Regions from separate parts of the Homo sapiens genome. Here region 1 is linked to region 2. Evidence: chromatin contacts called from ENCODE Hi-C or POLR2A ChIA-PET data. All regions are on one chromosome and are shown on one strand. The core of a region is the stretch at or near the end of the contact, and the rest is flanking DNA. Distances in the headings are between cores, read along the strand shown. Region 1 has its middle 20 kb from the start of KCNF1. Region 2 overlaps LOC124905973 (a long non-coding RNA gene).

The links. Hi-C counts contacts between places; a loop is a spot of excess contacts on that map. ChIA-PET counts read pairs that join two places held with the same protein, here RNA polymerase II (POLR2A). Pooled maps may share reads with other maps.
Region 1: a loop to region 2 is called in a map of gastrocnemius medialis, with 6 times the contacts of the local background. The contact joins two enhancer-like sites. A Hi-C loop is called at or near these places in 4 of 168 maps with a recorded cell type or tissue (PC-3, astrocyte of the cerebellum, gastrocnemius medialis and 1 more) and 5 of 50 pooled maps. POLR2A ChIA-PET finds 5 or more read pairs at or near these places in 1 of 52 experiments (GM12878).

Annotation. Positions count from the first base shown.
Region 1 is chr2:10,928,087-10,935,103 of GRCh38, forward strand. No RefSeq gene overlaps it. Among named protein-coding and RNA genes, the nearest start is that of KCNF1, 20 kb to the left of the region's middle. Within about 2 kb of position 4,050, at least 4 of the 41 ENCODE cell types and tissues checked have a DNase peak (open chromatin) inside an H3K27ac peak, as active enhancers do; they include gastrocnemius medialis, where a contact is called at or near this core.
Region 2 is chr2:10,842,550-10,848,889 of GRCh38, forward strand. LOC124905973 (a long non-coding RNA gene) reads right to left here. Exons shown (of 3, transcript XR_007086215.1): 2 at 5,524-5,721; 3 at 4,848-5,370. Among named protein-coding and RNA genes, the nearest start is that of LINC01954, 33 kb to the right of the region's middle. Within about 2 kb of position 1,647, at least 5 of the 41 ENCODE cell types and tissues checked have a DNase peak (open chromatin) inside an H3K27ac peak, as active enhancers do; they include gastrocnemius medialis, where a contact is called at or near this core.

The sequences.
Region 1 (7,017 bases), core at 2,800-5,299, 88 kb after region 2:
TTTTATATGTCTTTAATGTATTTCTGTGAAGATTAATGATGAAATGATTTCCTAATGTTTACATACCCTTCCATTCTTGGAGTAAAAGCTATATGGTCATAATGCATTTTTATTTTAATTCGTGGCCAGATTCTGCTTGCTAATGTTTTATTTAAGATCGTTGCCTAAATATTGTTGAGTGAGATTGGCTTATAGTTTTCTAGTTTTGGGCTATCTTCTTCAGGTGTTGGTATCCGGGTTACACTAGCCTCATGAAATGAGACAGACAACTTTATCTCTTAGTCCATACTTTGGAACAGAACATGGTAATTACTCCCAATCCTTTGAGGCTCAAATTCTTAACCCAGCCCACAGGGCCCACAAGGCATGTGTCCACCACCTACCTCCCAGCCTCCCTGTCTATTGCTCTCTCTTCTTCTTACTCTACCCTCTCATATCTTGGTTTTCTTTCATTCTCTGGCTCCCCCTGCCACAGGGCTTTTGCACATGCTGCTCCCTTGATGGAAACATTCTCTCCGCTGTTTAACTTGTTTACGTCCTTCAGATTTGGGTGGAATCCTTGTCTCTTTCCCTGATCTCAAATGTGTCTAAGCTACACTCTAACTGCACCCTGTGCCTCTCTTCTGATGCTCATCACACTTGCAATTTTACCTTTTTTTTTAATTTATAGAATTCATATCTGTCTCTTACACTAGACTGGCAGCTCTTTGAGGACAGGGATTGAGATTCTGCATGCTATTGAACCTCCACCTCCCACCCAAGCATGCTACACACTGTCTGGCACATAGTAGGTGCTCAATAAATACGTGATGAATGAATGAAGGCATTTGCCCCTCGCTATGAAGGACCCATTTTAGCTTGCTTATATCAATAACACTTCCCAGCAGCCCTAATCTCTACCAGGCACATTTTATTAATAAAATGTTTACTTCTTCTCTAGTTACCATTACTGCTTTACGTCACATGCTTAAACTTCGGTTTCTCAGAATATCAGCTCTAGTCGGTATCTCCTGGATTCCCCTATGTGAAAATCCCCTAGGCCCCACTAGATCCCCCTGCCTTTTCTCCCCGCTCACTGCCCACTTCCTGGCCCCCACCTCTCATTGCTACATTGACAAGCTTTAAAACACAAACACTCTGTTCTGCGACTATAGTTATTTCTGTGCTTTGACAACCAGCTGATTCTAAACAAATTTAAACCAATAATCAGTGTTTTTAATATAATGATTATGCAACTATTCTTCACTGCAGATGCAGAGGATAGAACGGATGGAATCCCGTTCTCTACATCCGCAGATGTAAATGTCAATTCCATCCATTTCATTCTCTACATCTGATGCCACAGGATGAAGAAGACAGCGTGTAATTTTTACAAATTTCGTATTTTGATATGCCTTCTTCTTATCACTAGGATTATGCAGCTTTTTCATTCTAGTGTTTGTTAAAGACAAATGTCCTTTTCCTCTTGGAGACATTCTTTTCAGGACCTTCTAATTTCCCGATTGGATTTGTACCATTTGCTCTTGGGGTTGGTGGCACAGTTGCCATCCATGATTTCTTTTTCACGTAGCTTCCTGGGTTTGGTGGATAGTTTCTTAGTTTCTTAGCTACTGCATCATTTTCCTTCTTGGATTCCTTTTTGGATTTGCTGGGAATATACCCTTGGGTGCATCTTTCAGGATAGATCTATGGATGATAGACTTTCTGAGTCTGTATGTTTGAATATGCCTTTATTTTGCTTTCACACAGGACTGACAGTTTGGCTGCATGATGCTTTCTGGCTAATTTATCTGAAGTCAATCTGCTTTCTGTTCCTTTTCAGGTCATTCGGTTTTCCATCCTGGAGGCTTTTAGAATTCTCTGTATCTTTGGAATTCTGAAACTCTTTCACAACCTGAAATTTCACCTAGAAAGTAAACTTTTTCCACTGAACACTTGGCAGGGACTTTTACTTTGAAGACTCAAATCTTTCTTTAGCCCAGAGAAATTTACTTCTACTGTTGCTTTCTTTCTCTCCTGCATTTCTTCTGTTTTCTTACCCAAGCACTCTTATTGACTTAGTGTGCGTGTGTATGTTTTATTTTGTGTTTTTGTTTTGTTTTGTTTTTTTGCCTTTTTGCTCTATGTTTGAAGATTTTGTTGGCTTTATCTATCTTTATCTATAGATATAGATTATCTATATCTATATTGTTGGTTTGGTGTTCAACTGTGTTCATCTTATCATTCATCTAATTGACCCTTTTTGGAACTGTGGTTCTTAATTTCCAAGACATCTTTGTTTTCCTGTTGTTGCTGTTTGGTATCAGCTTATTGTTCCTTCAAACTTGGTTCTCTTATGCAGAACTCCAGGAAGCAGGAGACAATAGTGGTTTTGTGAAGCCTGAACCTGGAAGACTAAAGTGGGTAGGGGTGAGATCTTTGTAGTGTCTGTGCGAGACAGAGTCTCGCACAGAAAGGCAGAGCTTTGGGCGCAGAAAGCCCACAGTTCAAATTCTTCCTTGGGACTGACCAACACGCAGTATGATCTTAACTCAGCTGTAGGCTCAGCTTCCCCATCTGTAAAATGGGAAAAATAATTCCTGGTGTGTAGGCTTGTGGTGAGGATGAACGGGGATGGTGTGGGCAAAGCTCCCATGGGCCCTGGATGTGTACACTGATTGTGAATGAGTCTTCATCAGTTAACCTAGCACACGGCCCCTTTCATCAGAGTGGCAAATTGCCTTTTGTTATTCTTCACCCCGTGAGCTGTCTTGTTTTTTGACTATATATATGTGTATGTATGTATTTTAGGCATTTCTGGGCAGCTTCTCATGCATATTCAAATTCAAGCAGTTAGGGTTCTGGGAATGATTCATATGTTTGTTGCACAATGTAATCGATCTTAATATAGCCGTGTCACCAAAGAATGTAATTGCACGCGGGTCTCACCTCCCCCACCATCTGTTTGGGCCAAGGGAGATCAATAATCCCCATAAACTTCTGCCCCCCAGGCCTAATAGAGACTTGGTTGGCAGGGTTGAGGGATCCCTTTTTATCCCCTGGCTTTTAGTTTTTCATCATCCTTTCTACAGATGACCTGCAGTCAAGAGGGGAAAGTTGGGGATGCTGTGCATGTCCCTAAGCTCTGGTGACAATTCCTTGTACAGGGCCCATGATTTAGACCAGGTGTGATTGGCCCAGCAAGGCCCATTCCCGCTGCACCAGACAGAGCTGAGCAGCTGCCACCTGGGGGTGGCGTGGCCCCAGAATGGGGACACAGGATTCTGCAGGGAAGTAGAGCCGGCTTCAAGCTGTCGCCTGGTTTAAGTCCTTCCTACACCTCTTCAACTGTGAGGCACATAGTAGGTGCTCAATAAATACGTGATGAATGAATGAAGGCATTTGCCCCTCGCTATGAAGAACCCATTTTAGCTTGCTTATGTCAATAACACTTCCCAGCAGCCCTGATCTCTACCAGGCACATTTTATTAACAAAACGTTTACTTCTGATTCCTCTAATTCATCTAATTTCTCCTGGGGTCCTGTGGGGGCCAGCGCTCCCTCCCATCATGACTTGGGAGGCCAAGTGCGTGTTGTGTGTAGCTCTGAGCGGAGAGCTGGTGGGGTAGAGCCTCACACAGGGTCCTCCTGGGAATGACATCTGGGGCTGGGTGGTCGCTCAGCAGCGGCTATGGGGCCGGACCAAGGCCAGGTCCACGTTTGACGCAGTGCAGTTGCGGAGGGATGCTTCCCTTGATCAGCACTCCTTGGGGCAGGCATGTTACGGGTTCCCAGGGAGGAACAAGTGGGCCAGAAACCCTATGGGGGCTGCTAGATGCCACCTGCTGCTCCTGGCAGATGAAGTGTGGAGCTCACGCAGCAGTCTGACTCGCAGTCTGAGACCTGTGGTTTCCCTGGCAGGCCCTGGGGTCCCAGGACACGCATGGACAGGCTCCAGGCATGAACAGAGGCCCAGATCACAGCAGGCATCTCCAGGTCTGTGCCTTCTGTGCATGTGGCTCTTGGTCAACCCTGGCACCTGCTCAAGGCTGGCCAGGTCATCCCTTCCAGAGGGTGACTCAAGAGTCCCTGGAAGCCTTCCCTCAAAGTAGCCCTGGCCAAGATTCCACCATTCACGGGGTCAACCGCGATCATCCCTTTCTCATCTTTGAAACGTGAACTACTCATATTTCTTGAGCATTTTATAACAGACAAAGCCTTGAACGCACACCCCTTCACAGCGCTGCTGCTCTGTAGGGCTCTACAGACCGGTGGCTGGGACCTGCAGAGACCTGGCCCTCGCTCCCCTCCTTCCAGGCTCTCAGCTTGGCAAGCACTCTGCGAAGGATGGGCCGGCCTCTGGTCTCCACAGGTGAGGAGAGTGGGGCCTCGAGGTGAAGTGGGATCCCCAAACAGGCAAGAAGGCCAGGAAGAGGAGACAGGCTGGGAAAGCTACACACCTGCCCAGGGCCCACCACCAGAAAACCCCAAAGTGGAGGACGGAGCCCCCTCTGAGAATACGGCCAGAGCCTTCTCTGGGCACCGGCTGCTGCCTGAGCTGGCTTTGTGGAGCGAGGCCTCCAGTCCCAGAGACAAATGTCTGCTGCATTACTGTTCTGCTTGAGGCCGGGCTCATACCCTGTTCCAGGAGGACGCACACACTTCCGCTCCCCCTGCAGGGTCCCCCTGTCCTGACCTGCCATTGTTTTGTGTGTGTTTCCTTTCCACGTGGAGTCTGAAGGGGAGGATGTATCTGTCTGGGTGCGCATGCTGGGATCTGGGAACCACTTGCTCTCAGAGGCTCCTCCAGATGTCCTTTCTCAATGACACTGTCACAGCAGGGGCAGAGCCCTCTGGGAAAGCCACCTGGGAGGCTTCTTGGCAGCATGCAGTTCTTGTCACAGGGCTGCCTGGGGACCCCAGGCTGGACACTGTCCGTGGGCCAGCAGGCCTTGGCGGTCAGCAGCCTGCATGGCCAAACAGCACCCCAGGCAGCCAGGGGGTCAGGGCGCTGAGGGGTGAGCTCTGGAGCAATGTGTGCCTGTGTGTGTGCCTGTGTGTGTTTGTGCCCTTGTGTGTGTGCGTGTACATGTATATGTGTGTGTGTGTGCATGGAGGGAGAGGAGAGCAACTCCTCCTTTCTCGCAGGAGACATTTCCCAGCCTGGACTGGAGGGGTCGGGACTCACGAGTCTTCCCAGGCTTTCCTCAGGGCTGCCCTCCTGTCCCACCACCCCATGAATGAAAGGGGTCCTTTCATTCCTTCAGCACCCCTTTCTGCCCCATGAGACCCATAAATAGCTCTTCCATACCCACGCCTTCTTCTGTAAATGATACAAATCCCACTCCACAAACTCAGTAGACCACACTTTTCGGTCTCGTTGTGCCAAATAAACGTCCCTCGGATTCTGAGCTACCAGGACGTCACTGGGGGTGGTCTTTGCTAGGGCTCTAGGGCTCCTTCTCCCTCCCCAGGGATGGGCAAAGGTCCTGACGGGGCCTTTTTATAAAAGTGAGGTAAAATTCACATGACAAAATGAACCGCTAGTCATTTTAAAAGTACGATCCAGTGGCATTCAGCACATTCACAGTGTTTTGCCGCCATCACCTGCATCTGGTTCCAGGACACTTTCATCATCCCCAAAGGACACCCTCTACCTGGAACACAGCCACTCCCCAGTCACCTGTGAGGCCCTGGCAACACCAGCCTGCTCTCTGTCCATCGGGATTTACCTACCCTGGGTGTTTCGCATGAACAGAATCCTGCACTATGTGGCCTTTTGTGTCTGGCTTCTTTCACTCAGCATCATGCTCTGGGCTCGTCCACATTGCCGGGTGTGCCAGCTCATTCCATTTTAGGGCTGAGTAATACTCCCTGCTACGGCGATGCCACGTTTGCTCATCCATTCACCCACTGATGGACACTGGGTGGTTTCCAGGTCCTGGGGTCTTTTCTAGCACCACATAGTCAAGGGGGCGCCTGCATTCTCGGGTCTGCATTAGCTCCCTACGAGCCACCCACCCACTGTACCATCACTTGGGTTCCAGCTCCTGCCTCTGGACAACCTGCAGCCCTGGGATCCCTCATGACCTGTGTCCAGGCTGCTGCCAGGCAACAGAGTGCGGGTCCCCAGTGTTTGCAGGAGCCATGTTATCTTGTGGGGAAAATCTCTCTTTTCTGTCCTGCTGTTCCCATCTCTTCTCAAAGACAGTCAGTCTCCTCTTTAGAGATAAAGTAGCCCACCATGCTCTGCTTGGAGAGGGCAGGAAGGGGACCAGTTCCAGTCACTTCTGCTTTCAGCCCTAGAACCCACATGGCCTCACACAGAGACAGGCTCCCCAGGCAAGCTTCCTGCCTCCCGCAAGGGAAGGGAGAGAGAAGAGCAAAGCACACATGGATTCTCAATACGTGATCCTGCCTCACCTGCCCTGTGCTGGCATCCGCGTGCCCATCTCCACTGGATCCCTGTTCCTCCTCCAAGTGTTGGAGGGGGCAAGACTGGGGTTTGCAGCCTCATCTACAGGGGAGGAGAGCATGAGGCCCTTTCCAGCTGGCCGACTGTGTCCCCCTCCCTCCACCCCGCCCTGCTTGTGCCCCTTGATTTTGGCTGCTGTACTTTCTCTTAGGTTTGGCAGACCCCTCATCCCTGGGAAAGCCCCCACCTGCCCCTCCCTCTGCCTCCCTGTCATTGTCTTCCTTCTTTGGCAGCCTCCCCGTCCTGTGGGAGGCTGAAGGTCAGCCTCCCACTGTTGCTCAAGGGCATAGACACCTGGGAACAATAACAAATAGTGTCTCTGGCCCTGGCTCCTGTTGCCTGTCAAAGATGGGTGCATCCCAGAGGGGCAGGCTCTGTCTTTCCCTCCAGGCCATGAGCCCCTGAGGGCAGGGCTGGCTGGGAGGCTGCTCTGTGGAAGGTGATGCCGGAGTAGGAGGCTACATCCGCCGCCTTCAAATCCCGGCTGCACAAATGACCAGCTGTGTGCAGCCCGCTCTGTGGGGCCATGCTGAAGTTCCGCTGAGCTGCACCTGCAGGAGTGC
Region 2 (6,340 bases), core at 397-2,896:
AGAATGCCTCCTCCTTTGGCTTCTTGATAGCAGGCTAAGAAAGTATCTGGCAGGTGCAGAGACAAGCCTGCCCAATGTGGACAGGATCCAGCCAAGTGCCAGCTTGGATCAAATGTCCCATGCCCTGGGCAGGAAGAAAGATGATCTTCCTAGAGGAACCAGAACTCTCTGGCAAAAGCTCGTGAGTGTTGTAGGCCAGCTCCAGTATTCGAGGTTACAATCAGGCATCCTCTGGGGAACTTACTTCTCTTGTCAACACTAGGGCGAGAGGTGGCTGGATTTCTTTGGAGGAGCTTTGAGGATGCTTTCAGATTCTGTATTCATCAGTTCCTGTGTTTATCAATATCTACTGAACCTACTGAATGCTGGGTATTGTAGTAAGGTCTTTCATGAGTTATTTTATTTATTTATTTATTTTTCAAGACAGAGTCTCACTTACTCTGTTGCCCAGGCTGGAGTGCAGTGGTGTGATCTTGGCTCACTGCAACCTCCACCTTCTGGGTTCAAGTGATTCTCCTGCCTCAACCTCCTGAGTAGCTGGGATTACAGTTGCCCGCCACCACGTCTGGCTAATTGTTGTATTTTTAATAGAGACGGGGTTTCATTATGTTGGCCAGGCTGGTCTCATACTCCTGACCTCAGGTGATCTGCCCGCCTCAGCCTCCCAAAGTGCTGCAATTACAGGTGTGAGCCACCATGCCCAGCTTTTCATGAGTTATTTAATCTTCATGACAACTCTGTGAAGTCACCATTCTTGTCCCCCTTTTACAAATAAAGAAACTGAGGCTCTGGGAGGTTAAATAAGCACACGGCACTAGCATGGGGAGACTTGGTTCTAGCAATTTCTGGCAGTTGGCTTTTGATGGCCATTTCCTATAGGACAGGCCCTTCTCTTACCGTCCCCATGCCCTTAGAGGTTTGGCCTGTTTGTTAGGGTGTCTGTGTGCATAGGTATCCTCCTGGCCTCATTCCCAAAAGGGCTTGAGATAGTGTGTCCAAATACAAATGGGAGGAAGACCGCATACATGGACAGATCAGGGCTAAGAAAAATACAGGTAAAGTGAAAGACAAGGTCTGCAGGAACGTTCGTATGTGCATATTCAGTACAGTCAGGGCAGAGATTCCTCATCAGTTACAGTCAGGGCAGAGATTCCTCAGAGCGAAAATAGAGAAACTGATTAGTTAATGTGTTTTCTACTTTACTAGTACACGTCACTAGTACACGTCAGGTAAAATAAACCAACTAGTCCTGTATGTACACGCGTTCGTAGATCTCAAACAAAACAAAAACAAAACAAAACAGGAGGTTGAGTGGAAAGGCAGCTGAAAGGAAAGCTCAGAGAGGTGAAGTAACAGCTCGAGGTTGCAGCCATCCCTGCATTCCTTCAGGCTGCAGAGCTCCAGTAGCAGACCCAGGATTCAAATCCAAGTGTTTCTGGCTCTGGAGCTGGGCTCAAATTTAGGGCATTACTTTTTTCTTCCATTTCAAACAGGACACATATCCGACCCTCAAGAATAGGAGATAAAGCAGGCGCATAAATAGCTCCTTGTGTTCTGTCTTTCTAAGGACACAGGAGGGTGAGGCAGGCTGTGGGCAGGGCTTCAGAGCCGCGCAGGCAGGGGCATGGGTGGGCGTGGCTGCGTCTTATAGGCTGAGCCACTGGCTGTGCCCCTGAGCTGAGCTGGGTGAGTACTCTAGGCATTCCTGGCAGAGGATACAGCAGGAGCAAAGGCCTGGAGGCTAAAAATAGCTTGCGGGCAGGGGAGCTACCAGCAGTTCAGTGCTTCTGGAGTTTAAAGAGCCCGGCGAGGGTCATGTCAGATGACGCCGGTCCACGAGAAGGAGGGTGGATTATATCCTTAGAGACGCCATAGAGTGAGGATATAATGGCTCTGTAACAAGCATAAACTGTGATGGTCTGGGATGCCCTCGTCATAGACAGCCCCTGGAGAGTCGTAAGTAGAGTGTGACATAACCAGATTTGTGCTTTAGAAAGGTTGCTGGTTGCAGAGCTGGTGGGATGCGTTTTTATTTGAAAAGGTGAAACATACTCAACATAAATAATTTGGACAGTAGGAGGAGAATGGGAAGAGTATACAGTGGCAAGCAAGGTCCTTCCTCATCCTTATCCCCAAATACCCCTTCTCAGAAGCAGCGATCACTGTCACCATTTTCAGTGGTTTTTTTTTTTTTTTTTTTTAGATAGAGTCTCACTCTGTCGCCCAGGCTGGAGTGCATTGGCACGATCTCAGCTCACTGCAACGTCCGCCTCCCGGGTTCAAGTGGGTCTCCTGCCTCAGCCTCCCGGGTAGCTGGGATTACAGGCGTGTGCCCGCATGCCGGGCTAATTTTTGTATTTTTAGTAGAGACAGAGTTTTGGCACGTTGGCCAGGCTGGTCTTGAACTCCTGACCTCAGGCGATCCACCTGCCTCAGCCTCTCAAAATGCTGGGCTTACAGGCGTGAGCCATCGCACCTGACCAACCCGCTGTTTTATTCTAGAGATAGTCTGAATGTGCGTGTGTGTATGTATATATACCTCTTCCCTTTTATGCAGGTGCCATGTATTAGATACACTATTCTATACCTAGCTTTTTATTTATAGGCCTTGTAAGTCATTCTATATTGATACATAGAGCTGCCACAATGTTTTCATTGCCTGTCAAATGTTCCATGAATCTAGCAGACCGTATCAACTTCTTCCCCACAGATGGACATTGAGGTTGTTTATAATTTCTTGCATTACATTCAATGCTGCAATTCATATCCTCATGGCTAGGGATGAGTACGTGGAGTGAGTTCCCTGAAGTGGAGTTGCTGGGTCAAAGTGTATATACATTTGTAATTTTGATAAATATTGTCAAATCGTCCTCCTTAGGAGGGGAGTTCATTCTATGCACCCATTCCTGTGCATGAGGATATTTGCAGCAGAAATGCTTTGAGTCCTGGATGATGGGGCCAGGTGGATTATTGGATTGGAGGTAGGGAGAGTAAACAGTGATTACTACAAGAGTCTGGGGGAGAGATGGTGAGGGTCTTGCCTAAGGCATTCCTGGTGGTGAGTAGCCAGGAGGCGAGGATTTGGAGAACTGTATCAGGAAGGAAGGTTGCTTTGAGGTATGGGATGGGGCTGGCGGGGGGCTAGGTAGAATAGTGTGAGTGGGGAGTGGCAGGGGCAGTTGGAGGAGAGCTGGGTGGAGACACCAGCAGTTGGAGGCATGGCCTGAAGCTGGGGAGAAGCTCTAGGCTGGGGGAGCTTGGGAGGAGGTAGGAGGTGTGGCCTTGAGCTCCAAGGGGCCACCTGGTAGAGCAGCGCCGAGGGAGAGGGCTGACTGGGACTGAGCCAGGGCAAGCCAGGTGCCCGGGATGCAAACTGGGAGCAGGCCCTGCCCTGCACACCCTGGGAGCCAGGGCCTCCTGACATTTTGTTGCCTGGTTGCCTCTCTTGCCTCACCCTTGTCCCAGCCCTGGGGGAGGCAGCCTTGGGACCAGCCATGGATTAAAGGGGCTGGCTGAGGGCAGAGGCTTGAAGGGAAGGAACAAAGAGGTAAAAGAATGTGTTGAGGGGAAAGTGTCCTGGAGGGCCAGGGCATGCACTCCCAAGTTCATGGGAGAGAGGCAGGGAAGGACTAGAAAGTGTCCTCCATTAGATGTACTGATTAGGCGCCACTGACACCCTTAGTGAAGCCGTTCTAATAATGCAACAGAGGCTTGGATAGTCTCTGACTCTATGAAACAATAATAGAAAGTCAGGGTGTTTACTCATTGGTCGTATCCTAGCAACAGCGTGTTCTCAGCAAGGGTAAGTGTTCTAGAACGCGAGACCAAATTATACGAGAACATAATGTTCTAGAATGTCTGCATGCATTTGCCAGCCGATTTCTTCTCAGAGGTACTCAGGAGATGCTTGAAAATTACCCCCCTTTCCTCTGAATTTGAAGGTAGTTGATAACAAGCATTTATTATGTTAACAGAACTTAAATGCTTGGCCAGGGTCACCTCCCAGAATTCAAAGTTAGCATGAGGGGGAAGAGGATTAAGAGCAGCGTCCCCGCAGGGAAAATGAGCTGTGAGTTGTACCTTGCCACTCTTAAATCAAACATCGCTGACTGTTCTTCAGAATCACTGTGGGATTATTTGTTCTCCAGAGAATATGTGAACAATGCATTCCTTTCCCCGCTCTTTGGATCCTGCCCGTCAGTGGTGGCTGACTGGAGCAGCTTTTATGGATGCACAGAAAATTGGAGGAGGTCTTATTAGGCTTCTTCCTCCAATGCTGCCATTCCCATTCAGGACCCTTCTGGGAATCCTGCACACTCATGGGGAGCCCTTGGCACTCCGTGCATGGCATTTGTTCTGTTCTACCATCCCCCCAATAGCTGGGCGTGATCTGGTCTCTGAGTGAGGTTGGGCGGTTCCCTCAGTGGTGCTCTCTTGAACCCCAGAGCCCTTTGGACCCATCCTTCTGTCCAAGTCCTCCTAGCCAGCCCCCTTGGCCCAGCCAAAAGGCTCCCCTGAAGCAGCCCCCAAGCATGAGCTGGTCCGGACTGCCCTGAGGTCCTCCTGCTGCCAGCTTCCTCGTAGGACACCCTGCTCTGTCTCTAGTCCCACTTCTGCCCAGCCCAAGGCCTGATACCCAGTGACTTCCTGAGGACATGTGAGTGTCTGATCCTGGGCTGCTGGCCTGGGCCCCACGTGTCCACACCACTGGCTGCCACCCTAACTGCTCAGAGCTCCCTTACTGGGTGGCACTCTTCCCAGCGCACTCAGGGAGGGGTTGAGCTCGCTTATCAGAGCCCAGCTCGTTGAGCAGGCATACAGTAGGCGCTTAAAAAAAAGTCAATGGATTAAAATATTGGCAGAATAGAAATGTTCTGCCTGTTTTAATGTGAAACTTTTTTTTTTTAAATCATTTTCTTTGCTCTGCTGGAAGGATGGCATGTAATTATCCCCTGCCTCATAACATAGGAAGTTAAGCTCTCCTTGTCCTGGAGGGAAGAGGAACCGATACAGAATTTCAGTGGCTCTGGACTCAAGGGCCACTAAGGTCAACTGTGAAAGGGTAAGATTTGTTTTGGGGAGCGAGTAAACTGGCATGGAGGAATAAAGAAGGGCAAGAGAGAGGGGTGACTAGAGGAGCTCGCCTGCATTCAGGGGGCTCTCAGAGGAGCCCTGGAAGCCTGGGTGTGGGCTTAGGAAGTCACTCAAGGATGGAGAGGCAGTGGCGGAGCCAGCGGAGTCCCCCCACGAGGGCCTTGTTCAGGTGCGGAAGACAGCCTGTGGATGCCTCCAGTTCTGCAAGAGCCTTCCCTGGCTGGCACCTGGGCTGATGCAGCAGATCCTCCTGTGGGTGCCGGAGGGTCTTCAGCCCTGATGTTGAAGCATCACAGAAGCTGCACTCTGGGACCTGAGACCAGGCCGGCTCTGTCTGATGACTCAGTCAACATTCAGGGCCTACAACCACTGACCTCCCACCAAGACACACACAAGGAACTCGCGCTCTGACCCAGGGGTACAGCTCACCCTTTCACGCGTGCAGGCCTGGGCTTCCAGAGGCTTCCCAGTGTGCCTGCCCGAGGTCACATCTCCAGCAGGGGCAGCCCTGGGTTGGGAACACGGGCCTCTGATTCCAAGCGAGCTCCTCCATTCCTGGCGGCTTCAGGAGAGCTCCTGGGGGTGCTCCGAGGCTTGTTCTCCTCTTCTGTCTGGATGAATAAGATTCTGGAGAATCAAAGACAAGAGGCCTGCAATTAAATTCTATTTTAAACAAGAAATGAAGACACTGCTTAAAATAAGTTCTGTGGAGATATGTGAAATGTAATGTTAATGAAGGTATTGGGTATTTACTGAGAGCCAAATACTGTTGTAAGCTTGTTACAAGGTCCTGTATCCTCAATCCTTAAAACAACTCCCTTACATTGGCTCTGGAGAGGAAGCCAGATGGCTGCTGGCTTTTTCCTTACAAAGCAACACCTCCAGACACCTGGTTTGTGGCTCGGGATGCCAGAAAATGGTGCTCCTTTTGCACATTGGTAACTATTTCCATGTAGAATACTTCTGGAAACTGGAGATCATCAACAGGTTCTGCAAACAAAGCCCAGAGAACAATTGTGACCCTGCTCAGGGTGTTTTCTTCCCACTGCATTAGCCTGAGAACAGTCTTCCGTGTTCCTGTTGGAGGCTCAAGGGAGAACTAAGTTAGACATAACCATGGTAACTAACATGCAATTAACTCCAATCACTGCTAATCGCTGGGTTAGAATTTCCTCCTTAGAGTCTTAGAAGAGTACTGTGAGACACATACGTCCTACCATGCAGGGGCTGTTCCTGTGGCTTTGAG